Regions from separate parts of the Homo sapiens genome. Here regions 2, 3, 4 and 5 are each linked to region 1. A link is a contact called in ENCODE Hi-C or POLR2A ChIA-PET data. All regions are on one chromosome and are shown on one strand. The core of a region is the stretch at or near the end of the contact, and the rest is flanking DNA. Distances in the headings are between cores, read along the strand shown.

Evidence for each region. Hi-C counts contacts between places; a loop is a spot of excess contacts on that map. ChIA-PET counts read pairs that join two places held with the same protein, here RNA polymerase II (POLR2A). Pooled maps may share reads with other maps.
Region 2: a map with no recorded cell type shows a loop between it and region 1 (16-fold over the local background). The contact joins the promoter of MPZL1 here to the promoter of GORAB-AS1 in region 1. A Hi-C loop is called at or near these places in 1 of 37 single-sample maps with no recorded cell type and 7 of 50 pooled maps. POLR2A ChIA-PET finds 5 or more read pairs at or near these places in 2 of 52 experiments (T-cell and activated CD4-positive, alpha-beta T cell).
Region 3: a loop to region 1 is called in a map of sigmoid colon, with 9 times the contacts of the local background. The contact joins the promoter of DCAF6 here to the promoter of GORAB-AS1 in region 1. A Hi-C loop is called at or near these places in 1 of 168 maps with a recorded cell type or tissue (sigmoid colon), 1 of 37 single-sample maps with no recorded cell type and 8 of 50 pooled maps.
Region 4: a loop to region 1 is called in a map of transverse colon, with 17 times the contacts of the local background. The contact joins the promoter of TIPRL here to the promoter of GORAB-AS1 in region 1. A Hi-C loop is called at or near these places in 2 of 168 maps with a recorded cell type or tissue (naive thymus-derived CD4-positive, alpha-beta T cell and transverse colon) and 8 of 50 pooled maps.
Region 5: a loop to region 1 is called in a map of B cell, with 23 times the contacts of the local background. The contact joins the promoter of SFT2D2 here to the promoter of GORAB-AS1 in region 1. A Hi-C loop is called at or near these places in 2 of 168 maps with a recorded cell type or tissue (B cell and CD8-positive, alpha-beta T cell), 1 of 37 single-sample maps with no recorded cell type and 7 of 50 pooled maps. POLR2A ChIA-PET finds 5 or more read pairs at or near these places in 1 of 52 experiments (activated B cell).

Annotation. Positions count from the first base shown.
Region 1 is chr1:170,530,495-170,534,531 of GRCh38, reverse strand. GORAB-AS1 (GORAB antisense RNA 1) reads left to right here and starts at 1,923. Exons shown (of 3, transcript NR_125958.1): 1 at 1,923-2,084. It overlaps GORAB (golgin, RAB6 interacting), which reads right to left and starts at 2,366. Exons shown (of 5, transcript NM_152281.3): 1 at 2,248-2,366. The coding sequence starts at 2,308.
Region 2 is chr1:167,720,092-167,724,128 of GRCh38, reverse strand. It overlaps MPZL1 (myelin protein zero like 1), which reads right to left and starts at 2,147. Exons shown (of 6, transcript NM_003953.6): 1 at 1,887-2,147. The coding sequence starts at 1,977. RefSeq lists silencers at 1,508-1,647, 1,678-1,747, 2,138-2,507 and an enhancer at 1,319-1,819.
Region 3 is chr1:167,934,367-167,938,403 of GRCh38, reverse strand. It overlaps DCAF6 (DDB1 and CUL4 associated factor 6), which reads right to left and starts at 1,721. Exons shown (of 22, transcript NM_001198956.2): 1 at 1,396-1,721. The coding sequence starts at 1,492. It overlaps MPC2 (mitochondrial pyruvate carrier 2), which reads left to right and starts at 1,332. Exons shown (of 6, transcript NM_001143674.4): 1 at 1,332-1,465; 2 at 2,506-2,671. The coding sequence starts at 2,563. RefSeq lists silencers at 1,316-1,555, 1,586-1,655, 2,256-2,425 and enhancers at 1,836-2,145, 2,596-2,705.
Region 4 is chr1:168,176,854-168,180,890 of GRCh38, reverse strand. TIPRL (TOR signaling pathway regulator) reads right to left here and starts at 1,929. Exons shown (of 7, transcript NM_152902.5): 1 at 1,710-1,929. The coding sequence starts at 1,813. RefSeq lists enhancers at 1,698-1,817, 1,805-2,306.
Region 5 is chr1:168,223,676-168,227,712 of GRCh38, reverse strand. SFT2D2 (SFT2 domain containing 2) reads right to left here and starts at 1,709. Exons shown (of 8, transcript NM_199344.3): 1 at 1,571-1,709. The coding sequence starts at 1,633. RefSeq lists enhancers at 503-552, 673-752, 1,055-1,788 and a silencer at 1,413-2,042.

The DNA.
Region 1 (4,037 bases), core at 674-3,173:
GCGTGACTGTATATATTATATATACAGCTAGCTGATCCTTGGTATATGAGGATAATTGGTTCCAGGATCCCCATGTATACCAAAATCTGTGCATACTCAAGTCCCACAGTTGGCGCTGTGAAGACCACATACACCAAAAGTTGGCCCTCCATATACTCAGGTTTTGCATCCCCCAAATACTGTATTTTTTAAATGCACATTTGTGTATAAGTGAACCATCACAGTTCAAACTTGTGTTGTTCAAGGGCCAAGTGTAACTACATATACTGTATTAACAAACATTTTAATGCATGTGGCTACAGTTAATACTAATATATTCCCACCAGCTGTACAGTAGCCCGCTAGATGAGTATACCACAATTTATTTATCCATTCCCTTGTTAATGGACACTTTGGTTGTTTCCAACTTCTTAATATTATAAACAAGACTATTAACAACTTTCTTGACTATGTTCCTCAATGCCCATACAGGGGTCTCCAGAGTACTACTGTCCTTATTTTTCCTGGCAACCAACTCCATCTTCCTAAATTATTCAATAAATTTTTAAAGATAGAGAACAGCTAGAAATGGCTTTAAAATTAAAGGGCCAAATCCTCTAATTTTACAAATAAGGAATCCAAGGAGAAAAGATTTAGAGGAAGAGCTGGAAGTTCTATATGCCAATCACTGTGTTTAGCTACGGGTATACAAGGAGGTTAAGATATTTTCCGTCCTCGAGGTGGTCACGGACTAGCGATTTGGTTTCCACACTACAGTGGGCCTTGAAGTTCAGGTCCTCACCATCCTCTATCTACCCCCGGTTGCAAAGATATTTCAAAATATACTTCTACATAATGAATATGTTGTTTAATTTAGATTTTTATATTAAGTCATCTTTACCCTGGAAAATGCGCCTCTGCTAACACACAAACTTTGTGAAATCTTCCCAAGCTCCATCCAATCCCCGGCAGAGTGAGGTTCCTCTTGTCTCTGAAGCAAGTTCTTGCAATATCTACTATCACATAACTTTGTGGTTTGTCTCCTCATGAGTCTACTGGAGTCAGACCAGAGGCCAGGGCACTTGTACCCTGTATATCAAAGTATGTGAATGGATGTTGAAAACACAAAGCAAAAGAATTTGAGTATATCAAGCAACACAGAGTCAGTTAACTACATAGCTTAGCCTAACCTTTATGATAGAGTTTTTAAAGTCCCCTGGACCAGTCAAAATGTCCCCAGTCGATATAATCTACATTGGCCCTATCTTACTAATTTACTTCTTTTCCCACTTGTCTGCCCTAGATTATTCTCATATTTATGCTAAAAATGCACAAGCTACCAGAGCAACATCCAATTTCCCCACAAACGCTAACAAAAGGTTTACTTCATTTGCTACCAAAATAAAGTATTTGAATTAAGGTACCAAGAGTGATGTACACTTCTTACAGAAATTGTGTGTACTACCACGATAACCATACAGATCACTGCGAAATTTCAACCACAAGCAAAGTGCAATTAATATTACTAAGTTTTCCACCAACAATCAGCAAACTTAATTCCTTCCACAACAACAAAAAAATTGTACAAGCCCATTCAATGATTACTCTATAAAGCCAGAGAGAGAAGCACAAGGTTAGCTTACTCCAAAGTCAGTAAGACTGTATGTATATAAACATATAAAGTCTTCACATCTACCCTCTCAAAGACCCTTTTGGTTTGCTGATTCTCAAAAATTGGGAAGTACTGCAAAAATCATCTGGCAACCAGAAGTGAATGCAACACTCCAGATGAATTGTGAAAAGTACCGAATTTTTGCCTTTATTCAGACGCCTGTGCTCCTTTTTTCCAACCATCTGCTTCTATAAATTCATCACAATTCTAATACGGTGTGCGCCCCTCCTCCTTCCCTTACCCTGACCCTAACCTTCCAACCGTTGATTCCTGCAGCAATCTTCCCTAAGGGAGACACCCCGGCTGTAGGCTCACTTCCTCTCCCAAGTCCCATTCCTTTCACAAGAGTCAAATCCCTACAGTGGATTCCTGGACCGTTTTTTCTAAAAGAAGATCCCAGTCCTCTGGCTTGCCCCTCCCGTCGTGACTCCCAGTAAGTCCTCCTCTGAAACCCCCTAATCCAGTCCACGTACTTACAGCGCCTTCCGCTAACACAAACGTAGCCGCTTCCACGCCCCCTTTCCCCGCCAAAGCTGCATCCCCGCCTCTTCCCCTTAAGACCCAAGAATTAAACCACTGTAAACCCATCTTGTAACCTTTAGTCTGCTTTAGTCTCCTCAGTTCCTCCTCAGAGAATCCTGCCCAACCTTGCGCCATCGGCCCGGGCCACCGGCACCCCCAAAAGTGCCCAAATCTCGCAGCCGCGACTGCCAACACTGCTGCCCAGCTCATCCGGGTTTTTCCCCGGCCGCGGCCAATCAGTGCATCGGGCTCCAAACACAAGGCCCTCTCTCCCCGGCCTCAGGGTCCGGCTTCCTTCCAGGCTGCCTTCAGCAGTGCCTGACAAACTGCCTAAGGAAACCTTGCCACGCAGACATTCGTTTCCTCTGGCTTACCTCTACTCTCTCTCTCTCTCATTGTTTCTCACTGTTGCTGGTTAATCGCTTCAGGAGCTAAGGGGGGAAATGGCGATGGGGATAAGGGTGGAGATAAACAGGTATTTGGGAAGGAGCAACAAGTCGGTGGCGGAAACGGGAGATCTAAGTGCCTTTGGGGTCCTGTACCTGTGGGGCGGGAGCGGTGCTCTCTGTGGCTCTTAGTGTGCCCTAAAATCCTTGTGTTTTGCTGGGAGTGTGCACAGCGCTGGAGGCCTCCTTCAGATTAACTCAGGAAATGATCAGATTTAGGATTTTGATGATGAAGAAACATTTAAAAGGGGTGGGGTATAATTGATGAAAAGGGAACAGGCATAACCAGGTCTCTCGCAGGCCGGAGCGGCTCTCAGATTTCTTTTGCTTTGGGTTGTTTCCTTTGTGAATAATTATAATATGTAACTTTCCTCTTAAGGGATTTCTTTTTCTTTTTTTCTTACTTTTTTTTTTTTTTTTTTTTGAGACATAGTTTCGCTCTTGTTGCACAAGCTGGAGTGCAATAGCACGATCTCGGCTCACTGCAACCTCCGCCTCCCGGGTTCAAGCGATTCTCCCGCCTCAGCCTCCCGAGTAGCTGGGATTACAGGCGCCGGCCACCACACCCGGCTAATTTTCTGTATTTTTAGTAGACACGGGGTTTCACCATGTTAGCCAGGCTGGTCTCGAACTCCTGACCTTAGGGTATCCGCCCGCCTCGGGCTTCCAAAGTGTTGGGATTACAAGCGTGAGCCACTGCGCCCGGCCGGGATTTCTTAGTCTCCCCTTTAAATCTGTTTTTCAGAGAAGACATTGTAAAACGTCGGTGCTGGGGGATGGGAAAGCATTTCTTAGGATCCTGCCTGGAATCCTAATACCGTAATTCGGGTTCTGCCTTGAACACTAACCTGAGATCCCATTTCCTCATTTGAAATATGGTTGCAAAGATTAAAAGATGCAAGCGTTGTCAAAATACACATAGATAAGGATGATTCAAGAGAGACCTAGTTATACTATTTTTCATGGTTCTCTTTCACTATTTTTGCAGTAAGAACAACAAAACACCTCATCTTGGCTTACATTTTAAAATACTTTGGCTTTAGTGTGTTGATATTTTTAAACAAAATGAAAGAAAGGAGTAAAGTACAAAATAAAACACGTCAAGAAAAGTTGAAATGAGTACTTCAGATTTAGTAAGTGATAAAAAGTGAAGGATGTTTGGAATTTCCCATGTAAATCCGAGCTTTTAAAACTTAAAGTGGTTTCTGAAATTTGGGGATGCTGCAGATGCGTCATTTTAAATATGTACTCATTTTTTATAATATTAAACAATCAAAATGCCTGGAGGAGACAGTTACCACCAGTTTCTGAATATAGACTGAATATAGACTACGTATATTCAAGTTATAGATTATCTAGCTCCAAAGTAGTAGATGGGGATCAGTGGCAATCTGGTAGTTAATTCAGTTTCCTAGTTG
Region 2 (4,037 bases), core at 898-3,397, 2.8 Mb after region 1:
AGCTCCCACAGTACATCTTTACCAATGTGCTTCTGACCCTACACAGTGGCACACACCTGTAGCCCCAGCTGCTTGCGAGGAAAAGGCAGAGGAATCACTGGAGCCCAGGAGTTTCAGTTCCAGAGCAGCCTGGGCAACACAGTGAGACCTAACCTCCCACCTTTTAAGTGTTAAGCACTTAAAAGGTGCTCAGTGAATGTTTGCTGAGTAACTGTCTTGATAAAACTTTAGAAGCTATCCTGTAAAAGATAAACTCTTATGTGCAGTATCCATGACCAGAAAAGAGGTGATTTGGCAAGAATTTTAGATTCAATAATTTTCTAAGTTGAACCAATAACATCAGCTGCTGATTTTTACATATCAACATTCATCTTCATTACTGAAGAGTTACGTCCAAGTTGTATGGGGCTATTACTCTAGTGATCTTTTCACTACTATGTAGTTTTGCACTCCTTCTACGTTTAATACCCTGATTTTAATTAAGATCACCCTAACTGCTTTGTCCTCCATAGCAATGTCTGACCTCTCATGCATAACAATTCTGTCTGAAGCATATTTCTGATAAACCTTAATTTTAGGCTATTTTCTACTTGTTTGATTAAACACAAATACCACCACCAACAAACACACTTTTAACCTTTTTTTCTAAGACAAAATACAGAATGGATTGTGTCTTACACAAAGTGTGTCATCATCTGTCAACCCCTGGAGGGTAGGGAGACTTTTACATTTATGCTTTACAGCCCCTGGAATCACTGTTTAAGTGGAACAGTTGGTGATCCAACAGAACTTCACCTAGTTTCCCTGATCCAAGGATTATATTAAGAACTTTTCCATGAAGAAAGAAATTACTGAGTAAACTCTGGTATTCAGATACTGTGATGCTAAATCATAACTGACATTTTGAAAACAAAGGGAATGAAAAAAATCTACGTGGTTTCTTAGCAGCTGGCCCTCTTTATAACTATTATTTAACTAAATTCGGAGACAGCAACAAGTACTTTGCTTTGAACAACAACACAGAAAAGTCCTGTGGCAGATACCACTTCAGATGTCCATAAAACAAGTCATCCAATTCCCATAAATTGAGCCCGAGGTTTACCTTAAGCTTGAGTCACAATATTTGGTAAGAAAAAGGAGCTTTTTTTTTCCTTTAGGAAAATTATGCTTTTTAATGCTCTATGTCTTGTCAAATTATGGTGGCTACGTCTGGAATTATGATGGATTTGACCAAATTCTTTTAAGCCAGGCCATCTCACTGGTATTCCAAGCTCTTTGCATTCTAACCTAGAAGTAACAATATTTTTTTATTGGCGTTTTGCAGACCACGGAAATGAGACTCTTTTATTACGGAGACTTAAAACTGAATGAGAGCATGGGAAAGGGAACTTACAACAAAACCCTGGCTTAACAGGAAACAAATCAACAAAGGCCCTACAAATGAAAAACCTGCAACTTTCCGCCACCTCCCAAAGGTGAAGAACGCCAGAACCCTAGTTCCTGAGTCAGAATCCGGGAGGGCCTAGACGATCCAGAGTCACCACGAGGAGAGGGCAGGGTGCGCCGCGAGGGCTCACCGCAGCCGCCCGCCGGGTCCGCTCCCCTGGACCGCCCCCCGGGAAGGAGCAAGGTAAAGCACTCTCCCCTCCTCCTCCGCACTCCAGGATCCAGGAAAGAGAAGAAAGAGGCTCTGCGCCTTCCCGGCCAGTCGCGGAGGCCCGCGTTCCCCATGGGCTGGGTCCCCTCGGCCCCAGAGAGCGCAGGCCGCGCCCCCTCCCCACCTCGGCTCTCAGTGCGCGCGCCTGGCCTGCGACCGCCGCGATGGGCGTGTGTCGGGCCCGGGGGCCCCACTCCCCGGCCCCAGCCCTGGTCCTGGCATCACTTACAGAGCCCAAGCGCCGCCGCCAGCACCGACCACAGCCAGCGCCGGCTGTCTGGGGCTGCAATCACCGCCCCGGCTCCGGCGGACGCTGCCATCGTCCAGCCACTGCAGTCGCCGCCGCCGCCGCCGCGTCCCTGAGCCCGGGTCCCCGCTGAGGTTGGCTCGGCTTGGGGAAGAGGCTTCTGATCTCTCCGCCACCCGCGCCGGGTGGCACCTCCACGCCGCGCTCCCCACTCCGGTCCCAGCCGCGGCTCTCCAGCTCTGCACCGAAGCCTCAGCCCCACTCCGGCCCTCGCTGTCCGCTCATTGGCCTGCCCGCACCCTTTTAAGGACGCGATTGGAGAGTCAGGCTGTCCATCATCCGTCCGCCGGGAAGGCCCCGCCTCCTCGGTCCCACCCAGGCGCCTCGGCCCCGCGCGGAGGCCGGGTCTGCAGCGGTCCCAGGCCGAGCCGAGCCTTCCGCCTGCCTGCGTGGCTGTCCGCCTGCGGGCCCCACCAGCCAGCGTCTCCTCTGCCTTTCTCAGGGTCCAGTCCCGTGGTCCTCTTCATTGTCTCTCCTCGCCACAGGTCTTTGCTGGGTACTAACCTCGCCTCCGTTTCAGCTCTTCTTGTTCTCTGCCGGCCTCACCTAACGAAAAAGAAGCAATTCATTTACCTTAAAAAGAAAGAAAAGACAGAAAGAAAAATAATGAGGCGTTCAATTGATGGGGGAGAGACTTCTGATTCAGTCGTCCAGGTGGAACACGTTCCCCGTGCCGTGTCCCCAAGGCCTGTCCTTTGCGTGGACTAGATAATGTATGTGTTGCAATTTGCGAAATCTACTAGTTTAAAAAGAAGTCTCCATCTTGCCCTAACCTCCTCTTAGGAACCTCCCTCCTGGCTTCAGAAGGATGGGAATCTGGAACTCTTTCCTACTACCTGAAAAACAAATGAAAATGCTTTTTGATTGTTTTGCTTTCGCATATCTGTGTTCCTGTCTGTGTCCGTGAAAAATAGAAAGCAGAAGTTCCCAACACTGATTCTGAAGTGCCCTGCAGAAGTTCCCGACACTGATTGCTGGCCCTGCTCAACTTGGTTGCCTTGGCCCAGAACAGTCTGCCACCTACGGGTTGTCCAATCAATAGGGGAAATATTTGGAAGGATCCTTATGAAAATGGCTTACAAAAGGGAAAAATGGGGGACAGGGGCACAAGAAAGATGAGTGTGAAGGAGGAAAAGGGAAGATTCAGGTGGGAGGCTGATACGATGAGGAAGGGAAGCAAGCTTTAGACAATTAGGACAAGAGCGGGGGAAGAGTATGGTGAGAACCCAAAATGTAACCTCTCACTTCAGGGTTTTTGTCTAAGGTCAGTCTTAACAATGCCATTCCTGATATCTGTGCTGTTTCAGCTAACATTGCAGTACAGCGAAATCATAAGAACATTAGTGAGAAAAAAACTTAAAAAAAAAAAATACCAGAACCACTTTGCCCTATTTCTGTCAGCAGATCCTTTTGAAGTTGTATCTCAAATGCCATAGGTTGGAAAAGATACCAATGCATTAATTGAACCATGGATGTAGAACACCTGGGCTTTACTCTCAAGAAGCACATCGTCTACTAGTGTACACAAACAAGTACTCAATTACATTTGTAAAAATGAGGGCCGGGTGCGGTGGCTCACACTTGTAATCCCAGCACTTCGGGAGGCCGAGGCGGGCAGATCACGAGGTCAGGAGTTTGAGACCAGCCTGGCCAGCGTAGTGAAACCCCATCTCTACTAAAAGATACAAAAAAATTAGCCGGGCATGGGTGGCGCGTGACTGTACCCAGCTACTCGGGTGGCTGAGGCAGGAGAATCGCTTGAACTGAGAGAAGAGAGACAGAACCTCTCATATAGTTTTATACTCAGAAAAGGAAAGAGAAGCGAAATTAAAGGCAGGTAACCCGGCGCCTAAGAACCAGACCCGAAACCAGGCCTGGGCCTGCCTGACCTAAGCCCGGTAGTTAAAGATCGACCCCTGACCTAACCGGTTATGTTATCTATGGATTCCAGACATTATATGGAAAGGCATTGTAAAAATCCCTGTCCTGTTCTGTTTCGTTCTGATTACCGGTGCATGCAGCCCCCATTCACAGTACCCTCTGCTTGCTCAATTGATCATGACCCTCTCACGC
Region 3 (4,037 bases), core at 472-2,971, 2.6 Mb after region 1:
CTATGTAATAATTTAAAAGACAGAATCAATCTATTTTTACTGCCATGGAAAGATCTCCAAAATGTGGAGAAGTGAAAACAATGTTTACAATATGACACCATGCACTCAGGTGTCTCTCTCATACACACACAAACACACACACACCCCAGCATTTGTACATGTACATATGTACTTGTAAGAATGCAAACAAAAAGGTCTGGAAGAATATTCAGAAAACAGAAAATATTATTTCTAAGGGTGGCGGAGTGAAATTGAATGGGAGGGATCAAAGGGATTTTTGCTTCATTTTTATTGAGTTTTTATAAACAAAATGTATTCGTATTTTACTTGAGACACTAAAAAGAATTAAAAAATTGCATGCTAACTTTTCTTAAATAATTTACAAACCAGAACTGTTGGTTGTAATGAGATTTCATTTTCTTCTCTTTACTTGAAATCAAAAACAAATGAGAGCAACAAACACTTTTTAACTAGCAAGTGGCAAAACTGGAAAGAAAAAAATTTTATGATGTTGTTTGCCGTATCTCCAAATAGAAAGAAAGAGTAATGAAGAGTATACAGGAAGAAACAAAAAAGACCTTTACTAAGTACGTCCATTTTTAAGAAACCAAACTTTTTAGTTGACTCGGGCGTGACCTAGAATCCTCAAAAAAAAAATGTTATGCAAAACGAAAAAAGTGGAATACTGTTCCCCCAAGTACTGAAGGTTGTTTTTAGAAAGCTTAACTACGAAACTGTAAATGCCAAGTGTGTTTTCCAGGGGTGGGAAGAGGAACGTGAAACCCTACACCACCTTTAAGCGGTCAAAACGAACTGAAGAGCAGAGTGGAACTGGGAGAGCGCGCGGGGGTGGGGAGAGCTCAGCTATCACTTTTAGGTTTTGGCTCAGCGCCGCAAAAACAGTTTACACGGATTCTGTCTGGAGCGTGAAGTCCCTGAGGGTGGTCAACGCGTCGCAGCCGACACCTAAACCCTCTGGAGATTGAAGGAGAGGGTGGGCAACAACTTAGGTTCTTCGGCTGAGCGGGGAAAGCGCGCTGGAAAAGAGCAAAAGAGCTAACTTTTGCTCTAAACGCGGCAGCTCCTGGAGGTTCCGCAAGTCTCCCGAGTCCCAACCCATCAGCGACCCCAACACCTTTACAAGCCAGTACCTTCTGCCCACGGCCCGGCCCTCCGAGAAAAACCCAGCAAGGGCGGCGGCTGGCAGCATGCACAGGGGGCTTGACTGGGGGAGGCACCGGCACGGAATTCGGCAACCAAGGCCCCACCCAACACCCCAGAGTCTCCGGGCGCCCCCACCGAGACGCCGTCCCACCTCCAACAGACCCGGCAGCGTGCCCCCTCCCCCACTCTAGGCGGCGACCTCAGCGCCTCCGCCCCGGGGCCCCCGCTCACCCAGGTAGCGACTCCGCAGCCGGGACGGGTCCTCCAGCCCGAGGGACCTTTTCCTCACGTCCCACAACAGGTGTGGGTAGGAGCCACCCCGAGACATGGCTCTGCCTGAGCCGGGTGGGAGGGGAGACCACCGCGTGGGGGAGGGGAGGAGGGGGAGGGGACACCCGTTTCAACACCCGAGCCGCACCGGCACCATCCGCGCGCCGGGCCTCCAGGGCGCAGCGTTAGATGGCGGTGGCAGCAGCGGCGCCTGGGCCCCTGAAGCCCGGCCGCACCCGGGCCGGAGCTCGCCTCATACTCTCCTTCTTAGACTAACCAGAACATCCAAAGATCAGCAACAGTCTCCTCCCTCAGCCCCCCTCCAACAGGAGGAGGCGGAGGCGGAGGCGATGGCGACTCCTCCCTCTCCTCGTCCTGGATACCCTCCCCGCCAACCCTTTCTCGCGAGATGACGACCACCCTGGGGACTGAGGCTGGTGTGTGCTGCGGCTGCCCTCACCCTGGAAGAATGCATTCGGGCCACTCTAACCAGATCCTTAAGTCGCTAGGGATAAAAGACGAGTAGAGAGAGAAGCTACTCAATTCTGTAGTCTCTCGCTCACGAGTCTCCAGTGAAAAGAAGCAAGAGAATTGTGCGGCATCATCTTTAGGCACTGAAGGCCCAAAAACCCATTTTAACTACGGGCCTGCTTAATCAAAGTGAAAGGGCAGTAGAACCAGCGCAGCTTCACTTTCCCTTCTCCAACATGGCCTCGAGGGCATGGGGAGAAGGAGGAGGTTTCCGCTCGACCCCGCCCGCGCCTCGGGGCGGGCCAATCATGGCGGGCAGCTCGGCCTGCGCAAGCGCGCTGCCAGCAGGGCGCAGCGCAGACTTGGTGAGGTGATTATTTTGGCACCTGTTGCCATGGCTCCTCCCTCTCTCCTGCCGGGGGCCGGAGGCGGACCGGGGGCTGGCAGTCGGCAGCCTCCGCCCCCTCAACCTTCGCGGGGCGCGGGCCGCAGCTTTTCGGTTCACAGCGGGCAGGGAAAGCCGCGGGAAGGGTACTCCAGGCGAGAGGCGGACGCGAGTCGTCGTGGCAGGAAAAGTGACTAGCTCCCCTTCGTTGTCAGCCAGGGACGAGAACACAGCCACGCTCCCACCCGGCTGCCAACGATCCCTCGGCGGCGATGTCGGCCGCCGGTGCCCGAGGCCTGCGGGCCACCTACCACCGGCTCCTCGATAAAGTGGAGCTGATGCTGCCCGAGAAATTGAGGCCGTTGTACAACCATCCAGCAGGTAATGGACCCTGAATGGCTCCTTATCGAGACCTTCCTTCTCGCTTCCTCTAAAATGGACCTTTTAGAGGCCCTCTGACAACTGCCTCTAGAGGCATCCACAGCCCCAATCCCTTCCCTTCAAGTGAAGCCGTCTACTCTCCTAGCCTGTGCATTTCACCCTCTCTCCTGCAACATCTCTTCCTAAGCCAACGTATCTCAAGTCAGCTCCCTTCCCCACCTATGTGACATCCGCTCCCTTACGCACGACTCCAACCCAAACCTGATCTCCAGATTTGAGCCTTCTCAACTTCTGCGGCCACCAAACTGTCTGGGGCCACCATGAAACACTCATTCTCTTTCTCTTTTCGAATTGTGGCATATTAACCCACTCTAGGCAGAGCTGGATGGGTGGTTTGTCGCACTGTAGGGTTTGGAGTAAAGGTCACTTTCTTCAGCTGCTGCTGGCAGAGGCCTGCAGACTGAGCCCTCCCCCAAACTGCATGCTTTACTTCATCCAGGCTTGAGTCAGTGTCATTTCTCATCCCATAGGTCCAGTGTGTTTTTTTAAGTCTATCCTTATTTATGAAATTGTTGAACAAGCTCTACCCAGAGCTTTTTGTGTGGACAGACCTGGATATCATTCTCTTCTACCACTTATAGTTGTGACCTTGAGCAAAAGCCTAGATCTCTGTTTGTGTAATACGCGGTCTATGAGAATGACAGATAACATATGTGCTTGACTCTTTGTAAATGCTCAGTAAACGTTACATCTCTCTTTGCCTACTGGAAAACTGTGTTCTTGTGGTTGAAAAAAAAAACTGTAAGAAACTGAAAGATTCCAATCCCTTTATTAAAGATCTAGAATTCTGTTACCTCTTCTATAAAGTGAGTTGTAATAATACTTATTTGCTAGGGGCTAACATCAGATATATTCTGAGGTCTGTTTCAAGCCTAAGACTTGGCAAACTAGAAAATGTGTTGTAAATTGAAAGACTGAAGTGCTACCCGAAAAGTGGCTTTTATTCTCCTACATAGTTAAAATCTGTATTCTGTAGTTGGTATCATTAGGAAAGTTGTCTAGTTCCCCCATTATCTGATTATGAACCAGCTCTCTGGAGTCTGAACTGGTTACTAAATCTGATTTCCAGTTTGATAATGGAATGAATTGAACATCTGGATTATACTCTAACCCTTAATATTATTTACTGCAACATTGAACCCATTATAAAACTGATCATTAAGGACAGTTTGTTACTGATTTAAAAAGTTTTTGTTTATTTGCCTTTTAGTTCTTTTAACATTCAATTTTTTTGGAATTATGCTGTGTTTTGTGGCAAAGATTTTCGGGAAGGAGGGTTGAGCTATGCTTTTTGTAATAATCTGGG
Region 4 (4,037 bases), core at 680-3,179, 2.4 Mb after region 1:
GGAGTTCGAGACCAGCCTGAGCAAAATGCAGAAACTCCGTCTCTACTAAAAATACAAAAAAAAAAAAAAAGTTATAAAAAAAAAAGAAAAGAAAGATATAGAGAGGAAAAACTCAAAAAAGTAATTCAATTTCTGGTGGGATGAAGGGAAATTTTTTTCCTTTCTTTTCTGTATTTTCCTAATTTTTTTCAGTGAGTCTACTAGAATATTACCACTTATTTTCTTGAATTAGGAAGCAAACATCGTTTCATTACTTTCCTCTCTTCCCTGGTCACTCCCTCTGCTCAAATCTTAAAATGCAAGTACTCACTTAGGGTTCTATTTTATGACCTTTTCCTCTGGATGACTTCTAGATACCTTAATTCATTCCCAAAGCTCCAGGTACCAAATATAAGCAGATAATTCCCAAACTTAAACCCACAGACGTTATCTTTTTTGAGCTCCAAGATAAATATATCTAAATGCCTACTACACATCTTCACTTTATGACCTATACCCACCTCACATTTCAATAAACTAAACTCATCCTCTAACCAACACCCTGCCCCCATCTGCTTCTCCTCCTCCTGTGCTTCTCATCTTGTTCAAAGGCATACGATACATGCAAAAATCCAAGCCAGAGATCTTGTCATCAGCATAGACTCTTCCTTTTTTATTTCTCCTCCCATCAGCTGGCCATCCCAGGGACTTAATCTTCTAAAACCTATCTTTTCTCTTACTAACTGGTCTCCTTCCCATCCCTGCGGACCTGCAATCCAGCCTCAACATGGCCTCCAGAGAAATCTTTCAGAGCGTACATCTGATAATGCAGCTCCTTTGGATAAAATTACACCCAGTGGTTGTCAGATAAAATTGAAAACTCCTTAGCCAGGCATAAAAATTCCCTCAGTATCTTGATTCCCCTGGGGCCTACCTCTCATCTCTCACAACACCCCCTATGGTACCTCACGCTCCAATCACACGGACACAGCTCTTTAAACACATCACAGCTTTCACTCTCCCTGAGCCCCCAGCTTTACATGCGTCCCCTGATTCCCCTAAATTTTGTCAAGATTCAGCCCAGGCATCAAAAACGCATCACAACTCACTCTGCCTGACCTGATGGCATGTACCTATCCACCGCCCCCCGCAACGGTTTTATAAAGATTCAGTTCAGGCATCCCAATTTCCCAGATGGTTCGAGCCCCTAAAAGACCTCACATCACTCCGTGTATACATCTTCATTACATTTATTCACGCTGTAATATAATTGTCTGTCTCTCTCACGAGACTGTGAATTGAGGCGCACGTTGTCTTTTACATTTCCTATCTCAAGCGCCGGGCACAGCACCTGACGTGACAGAAACCAAACTTATAAATCATCCCCGTCATTAACCCCTAAGAAAACAGGCAACAGCCACCCAGAAAGAAAGGTGGTGCAGGCTGAGGCAGGAGGAGACGTTTGGTGAGGGGAAAGTCCACCAGAACAGTCACACTCTACTCAAACCCAGGCGGATTGACAGTTGACGAAAGCAGCGCCTGGCGATCCCCAACCAAAGGGCCCGGAAGTGTGACTGGATTATTTATCGAAGTTGTCAATCAAAGGTCCGGTCCGGAGGGACCGAACCTCCGCCTCAGGGAAAAGGGGAGGGGCTGCACAGAGTTCGCCCTGCCTCCCGCCCTGGGCCAGCAACCGGCCAGCGCCCAGACCCCGTGCCCCGAAGCCTCACTTCTCCACATCCGCCGACTTCATGATGTGGGTCTTGGACGCCGTCAGCTTCCAGGGCCCGAAGCAGAAATCCCGGTGGCTGCTCTGGAAGCCGTGGATCATCATGGCTGAGGCAGGACCCGCAGAGGCCACAAGGAATAAGCTGAAGCAGCGGCGGCGGCGAACACCGGTTCCTCCGCCTCCCTCCGGCCCAGCCTCCTAGGCTTCCGAGCCGTTACCATGCCCGGCCCCGCCCCCTGCCGGCCGACCCGGACGCGGGCTCTGCTTCCCGTCTTCTTCTCCGCCTCTTTGCTTTTTGCTTCCGGGACTAGTTGCTCTTGTTGCGTGACCCACGTCTTACGTTCCGGCGTTCCGGAAAAAAGGAAAAAGGAGAAAGTCAGAGGGGCGGCACTTGGGTTGCAGAAGGTGTGGTTAGGAACGCACCGCCCTCTTGAACTCGTTGGGTGACGTCATCTCGAAGGATTTTAGGGACTGCCAGGGAAGGGGATGACGGTTCCAACTTGATCCTTACAGACCTCAAAGCAGTGTGATTACCTCATGTGTTAGTGAATCGTGTTACAGAGGAAATTTTTCTGTTTTGAGGTCAAAAAAAGAAGTAATCCCACAGAGTTTAGGAAATCCAGCACCAACAAGATTTAGAAGTGGCCATCTAGCCACTCTTGACTATGACCAACTCCTATCAAAAATTGCATCCTCGTAGATATGCGAAGACTTTCCATGGTCTAGTTGCTATGTAGGCACCCAGTATAGTGAAAACAACACAGCTGACTTAGTGCTAAATCTCCATTTGCAACACTATTGTGTGAATCCTTGGGCAAAGCGCTTCTCTAACGATTTTAGGCTTCAGTTGCCTCAAAATGAGATGATTTTGTTAATGGAAAAAAAACAAATTCTGTAAAAGGTTTTAAAGAGATTTATTCTGAACCAATATGAGTGACCATGGCCCAGGGAATAGTCCCAAGAGGTCCTAACAAAGAGCATCTGAAGCGGTGGCATTACTCTTTGTTTTATACATTTTAGGGAGTTGGGAATTGCAGGTAAAATAAGTCAATATATGGAAGATATACATTGGTTCAGGCTAAGGAAGTGGGATGTCTTGAAGGAGAGGCTTACAGATCATAGGTGGATTCAAAGATTTTCTGATCGGCAATCTGTTGAAAGATTTAAGCTTTAGTCAGGCGAGGTGGCTCCTGCCTATAATCCCAGCATCTTGGGAGGCCTAGGTGAGAGGATTGCTTGAGTCCAGGAATTTGAGACCAGCGTGGGCACCAGAGTAAGCCCTCATCTCTACAAACCGTGTTAATTAGCTGTGTATGATGGTATCTGCCTGTAGTCCCAGGCCACTTGAGAGGCTGTGGTGGGAGGATCTCTTGAGCCTCAGAGGCTGCATTGAGCCATGATCATGCCACAGCACTCATGCCTGGGTGAGCGAGACCCTGTCTCAAAAACAAATAAAAACACAGGCCAGGTGCAGTGGCTCAAGACTGTAATCCCAGCACTTTGGGAGGCCAAGGTGGGTGGACCACCTGAGGTCGGGAGTTCAAGACCAGCCTGGCCAATATTGTGAAAACCTGTGTCTACTAAAAATACAAAACTTAGCCAAGCACGGTGGTGGATGCCTGTAACCCCAGCTACTAGGGAGGCTGAGGTGGGAGAATCACTTGAACCTGAGAGGCAGAGGTTGCAGTGAGCCGAGATCGTGCCACTGCACTCCAGCCTGGGTGACAGAGTAAGACCTTGTCTCAAAAACAAACAAACAAACAAACAAAAAACAGTGTTAAGCTTTGTCTAAAGACTTGAAGTCAGTAGAAAGGAATGCTTAAGAAAAGGGAGTCTGCTATCTGTCATGTGATTCTACACCAGTCAGGTTGGAAAGTAAGGCACATTATACCATTGCACATAAAAAACCATTTAACGACATTTTATGGTTTGTAGGGCATGACTTAATCCTTGCCTTGCATGGCCATAGTTTTTTTGTTTTGTTTTGTTTTGTTTTGTTTTGAGACAGAGTCTTGCTCTGTCGCCCAGGCTGGAGTGCAGAGGCCCCATCTCGGTTCACTGCAACTTCCACCTCCTAGGTTCAAGCGATTCTCCTGCCTCAGCCTCCCAAGTAGCTGGGATTTCAGGCATGCAACACCATGCCCGGCTAATGTTTGTATTTTTAGTAGAGACGGGGTTTCATCATGTTGGTCAGGCTGGTCTTGAACTCCTGACCTCATGATCCACCTGCCTCGGCCTCCCAAAGTGCTGGGATTACAGGCGTGAGCCACCGCGCCTGGCTCGCAGGTCTTGTTTATTTGTATTTATTTTTTTTTTTGAGACGGAGTCT
Region 5 (4,037 bases), core at 460-2,959, 2.3 Mb after region 1:
CTACCTATGAGTCAGACCTTTCTTAGGCCCGGTCTGAGGTTCCACTTGAGATTCATAATAGAGGCTAGAAATCAAGAAAAAAAAACCCGTGAAATTACTCTGAGCCTTGACCAATTAATAAAGGCAACAAATTAAAAAGAACCCACCAACTTGTTTTGAAATATCAAAAAGTTAAATTTCAGTGACTCCAACATTCGATCCCATAGAATTACTCCCTCAAGGTGAAGATTCAGAGAGCAATCTTACATTCGGAGATGTCATGCTAAGTCCCAGTATCACACAAAACAAAACCGAATAAAATCAGCAACCACAAACGTGGGTGAAAGCAGCTTGCTGAGAAAGAAGAACTTGCTGAGAAACCAGAAGAAACACTGATTAGTTTCCAGTTGGCCATATCATCTTAACATCCTCATTTCACAGATGGGGAACGGAGGCTAAAGAATACACCAAAAAGCGAAGAGAAACGTTATTTTGTCATCCAAAAAGGAAAACAAAAGCTAAAAGCACCCTAAATAGAAATGCAGCATTCTGTGTGGTTCTACAACATAGGACATTAGTGGCCAGGTTTCAGCACGATCAAAACTTTTCTAATAGGCCGGGCGCGGTGGCTCATGCCTGTAATCCCAGCACTTTGGGAGGCAGAGGTGGGCGGATCACTTGAGGTCAGGAGTTCGAGACCAGCCCGGCCAAGATGGTGAAACCTCGTCTCTAGTAAAAATACAAAAATTAGCCGGGTTTGATGGCGGGTGTCTGTAATCCCAGCTACTTGGGAGGCTGAGGTGGGAGAATCGCTTGAACCCAGGAGGCAGAGGCTGCAGTGAGCCAAGATCGCGCCACTGCACTCCAGCCTGGGCGACAGAGTGAGACTCTGTCTCAGAAAAAAAGAAAAAAAAGCTTTTCTAATAAAACAAACCAACACGCAGGCAGTCTCCTGAGGCGCTGGGTGTCTAGAGACTAGTTGTGGGCAGTGTGGACAGAGACACAAGATGTGGTCCCTGTCCTCATGGGATGGGGGCAGTTTCTCACCCCCAATCACAAGGCAATGTGTACAGGGGCGGGTGGGAGTGTCACACCCTACAACCTAAACCGGACAGAAAACCAAGGCAGAGCTCGGGGCGCGGCCACCAGCCCCGTCGCGAGGTAGGGACCGCCACCCCAACACCCCAGTCCGGGTCTGGGGCCCCGACCCACCCAGCAAAGGCTCCTTCCGCCTGGACCTCGGGGCCCCCAGCCCTACCCGGCCCTAAAGCGCATTCCCCGGCCGGTGGGGCCGGGGCCGACAGCCCAGTCGCCCACCCTCCCACTCGCAGCTCAGTCCGGGGATTTCCTCCTGCGCCGCCCCCTTGTCAGGGAGGATGGGCTGAAGGGGCGCGGGGCAGAAAAGGACGCCGCGGCCACTGCCCCGTGTAGTGCCAGACCTCTTCGCGGAGCCCTGCAGAAGAAGAGGAGGAGAAGGGGCAGAGCTACCGTCCAGAAACTCCAGGGAGTCCCCGCAGGCTTCCCAGGCCCGGGCAGGGGACGCAGGGCGGGAGCGCGGCGAGAGGGGGCCGACGGCCCCGGGCTCACTCACCTCGGACAGGCCGCTCCGGTCCTCCGTGTCCTGCCCGCTCAGCACCTTCTTCAGCTTGTCCATTGCGGCCCAGTCCCCACCAGCTCCAGCTCCTCAGCGGCAGCCTGTTGCGCTCGCTAAGTTGACGGCTCTTCCGGGTGCTAGGCAGCCGCCCAGCCGCCCAGGCGCCAACCGCGGCGCGCCCCGCCCAGGCACCTGCCCACCGGGGGGCTCCCGGCATGCCCCGCGCGCCCGCGCTCGCCTCCGCTTGTTTTGGTCCCGGGGGGCGCGGCGGGCCGGAGGGGCTGGGATTGAAGACCACCAGGCGCTGCCAAACACTAATTCGGCGTCCAGAGCAGTTTCAAACCGGAACGGGCCGCGCTCCCTCGCCCTACTTGATCCAGTCAACGAATGCCGAGCACCTACCACGTGCAAGGCTCCGGAGACACAAAGACGGGGGAGAAGCCTTGTGCAGACGGGAACAAAGGCTGTGGTTCATCCATATTGCGATCGTGCCTACACAGGAAAAGATTTTCTTTTTAATCACTCAAGGCCTTAGTCTGGTGTGGTGGGGCGTGCCTGGAAGCCCAGCTACTCCGGAGGCTGAGGCAGGAGGCTCACTTGAGCCAAGGAGTTCCAGGCTGTAATGAGCTATGACCAGGATACTGCACTCCAGCATGGGCAACAGAGCGAGACTCTGTCTCAAAAAAAAAAAAAAAAAAAGTGACTGAAGGAATGTTGAAAGGAATAATAGATTGTTAAATTGTTTTGTGTTTGTACAATTGTTTTTTTTTCTGACCTTAAAAAAACTAAAAGTAGACTGGGCATGGTGGCTCATGTCTGTATTCCCAGCACTTTGGGAAGATGGCTTGAGCCCGGGAGTTCCAGACCAGCCTGGGCAACATAGGGAGACCTCATCTCTTCAAAACATTCTTAAAAATTAGCCAGGCATGCTGGCGGGCATCTGTAATCCAAGCTACTTGCGAGGCTGAGGAGGAAGAATGGCTTGGACTCAGGAGGTCAAGGCTGCAGTAAGCCATGATTGTCAGTACAGTAAGCCACTGCACTCTAGCTTGGGCAACAGAGTGGAAACAATACAAATGGCCACCAACTGATTAATGGTAAATAAAATGTGACATACCCATGCAATAAAAAAGAATGGAGTACTGACACATGCTACAACGTGGATGAACCTCGAAAACATTGTATTAAGTGAAAGAAGTGTGGAGCCCGAAAATTTGAGACAGGTCTCAGTTAACCAGGAAGTTTATTTTGCCAAGGTTGAGGAACAGCACCTGTGACACAGACTCAGGAAGTCCTGACGACATGTGCCCAAGGTCGTTGGGGCATAGCTTGGTGTTATACATTTTAGGGAGACATGAGGCATCCGTCAATATGTGTAAGAAGTACATTGGTTGTGTTTGGAAAGGCGGGACAACTCGAAGCAAAGGCAGGAAGACTCAAGGGGGGAGGGGGCTTCCAAGTCACAGATAGGTGAGAGACAAATGGTTGCACTCCTTTGAGTTTTTGATTAGCCTTTCCAAAGGAGGCAATCAGATGTGCATTTATCTCAGTGAACACAGTGATAACTTTGAATAGAATGAGAGGCAGATTTGTTCTAAGCAGTTCCCAGCTTGAATTTTCCCTTTAGTAATTTGGGGGGGCCCAAGATATTTCCCTTTCACAGAAGCTAGACACAATAGACCATATATTGTATGATTTCATTTATAGGAAATGTCCAGAATAGGCAAACCCATAGAAACAGAAAGTAGACTAATGGTTGCCTAGGGATGGAGGAGGGGAAATGGTAGTAAGAGACTAATGGGGTGATTTAAATGTTCTGGAATTAGATTGTGGTAATGGTTGCATGCACAGCTCTGAACATACTAAAAACCATTGAATTGTATGCTTTGAATTAACTGTATGGCATATGAATTCTATTGCAATAAAGCCATTTCAAAAATGCTTAGAACAGTGCTCAGTATATATTTCACAATCCATTAATATTATCTATTGTAAAATGTAACAGGCATCCACTCTTATCTTTCTCCAATGTGTCTGAGTCTGAACCCAGAATATGGGCTCCTGATTTACCTACATTTATATTTGCACATTGTGCAATTGGCCCATTACAAGGTGATTCATTGTAGCATTGTTTGTAATAGAAAAAAATTGGAAACAACTTAAAAGTTCATAAATGAGGGAAGTGCTTAAATAAATTATGGTACATTCATTCACAAGAATACTAAGTAGTCATTAAACACAGAAGAATGAGGAAGGTTTAATCAATGTCTTCAGAAGGTTTTTTCTGACTGTGCCACACCATCCCTTGAAGGATCTTTGTAAACATAAGTCTGACTCATTTGTTGCCCTGCTTAACATCTCCCACAGTGTGGTAAACTGAAAAATGTTCCCCAAAAGATACCCATGTCCTAATCTCTGGAAAGTGTACATGTTACCTTAGACAGTGAAAAGTGGAGTGGGGGTG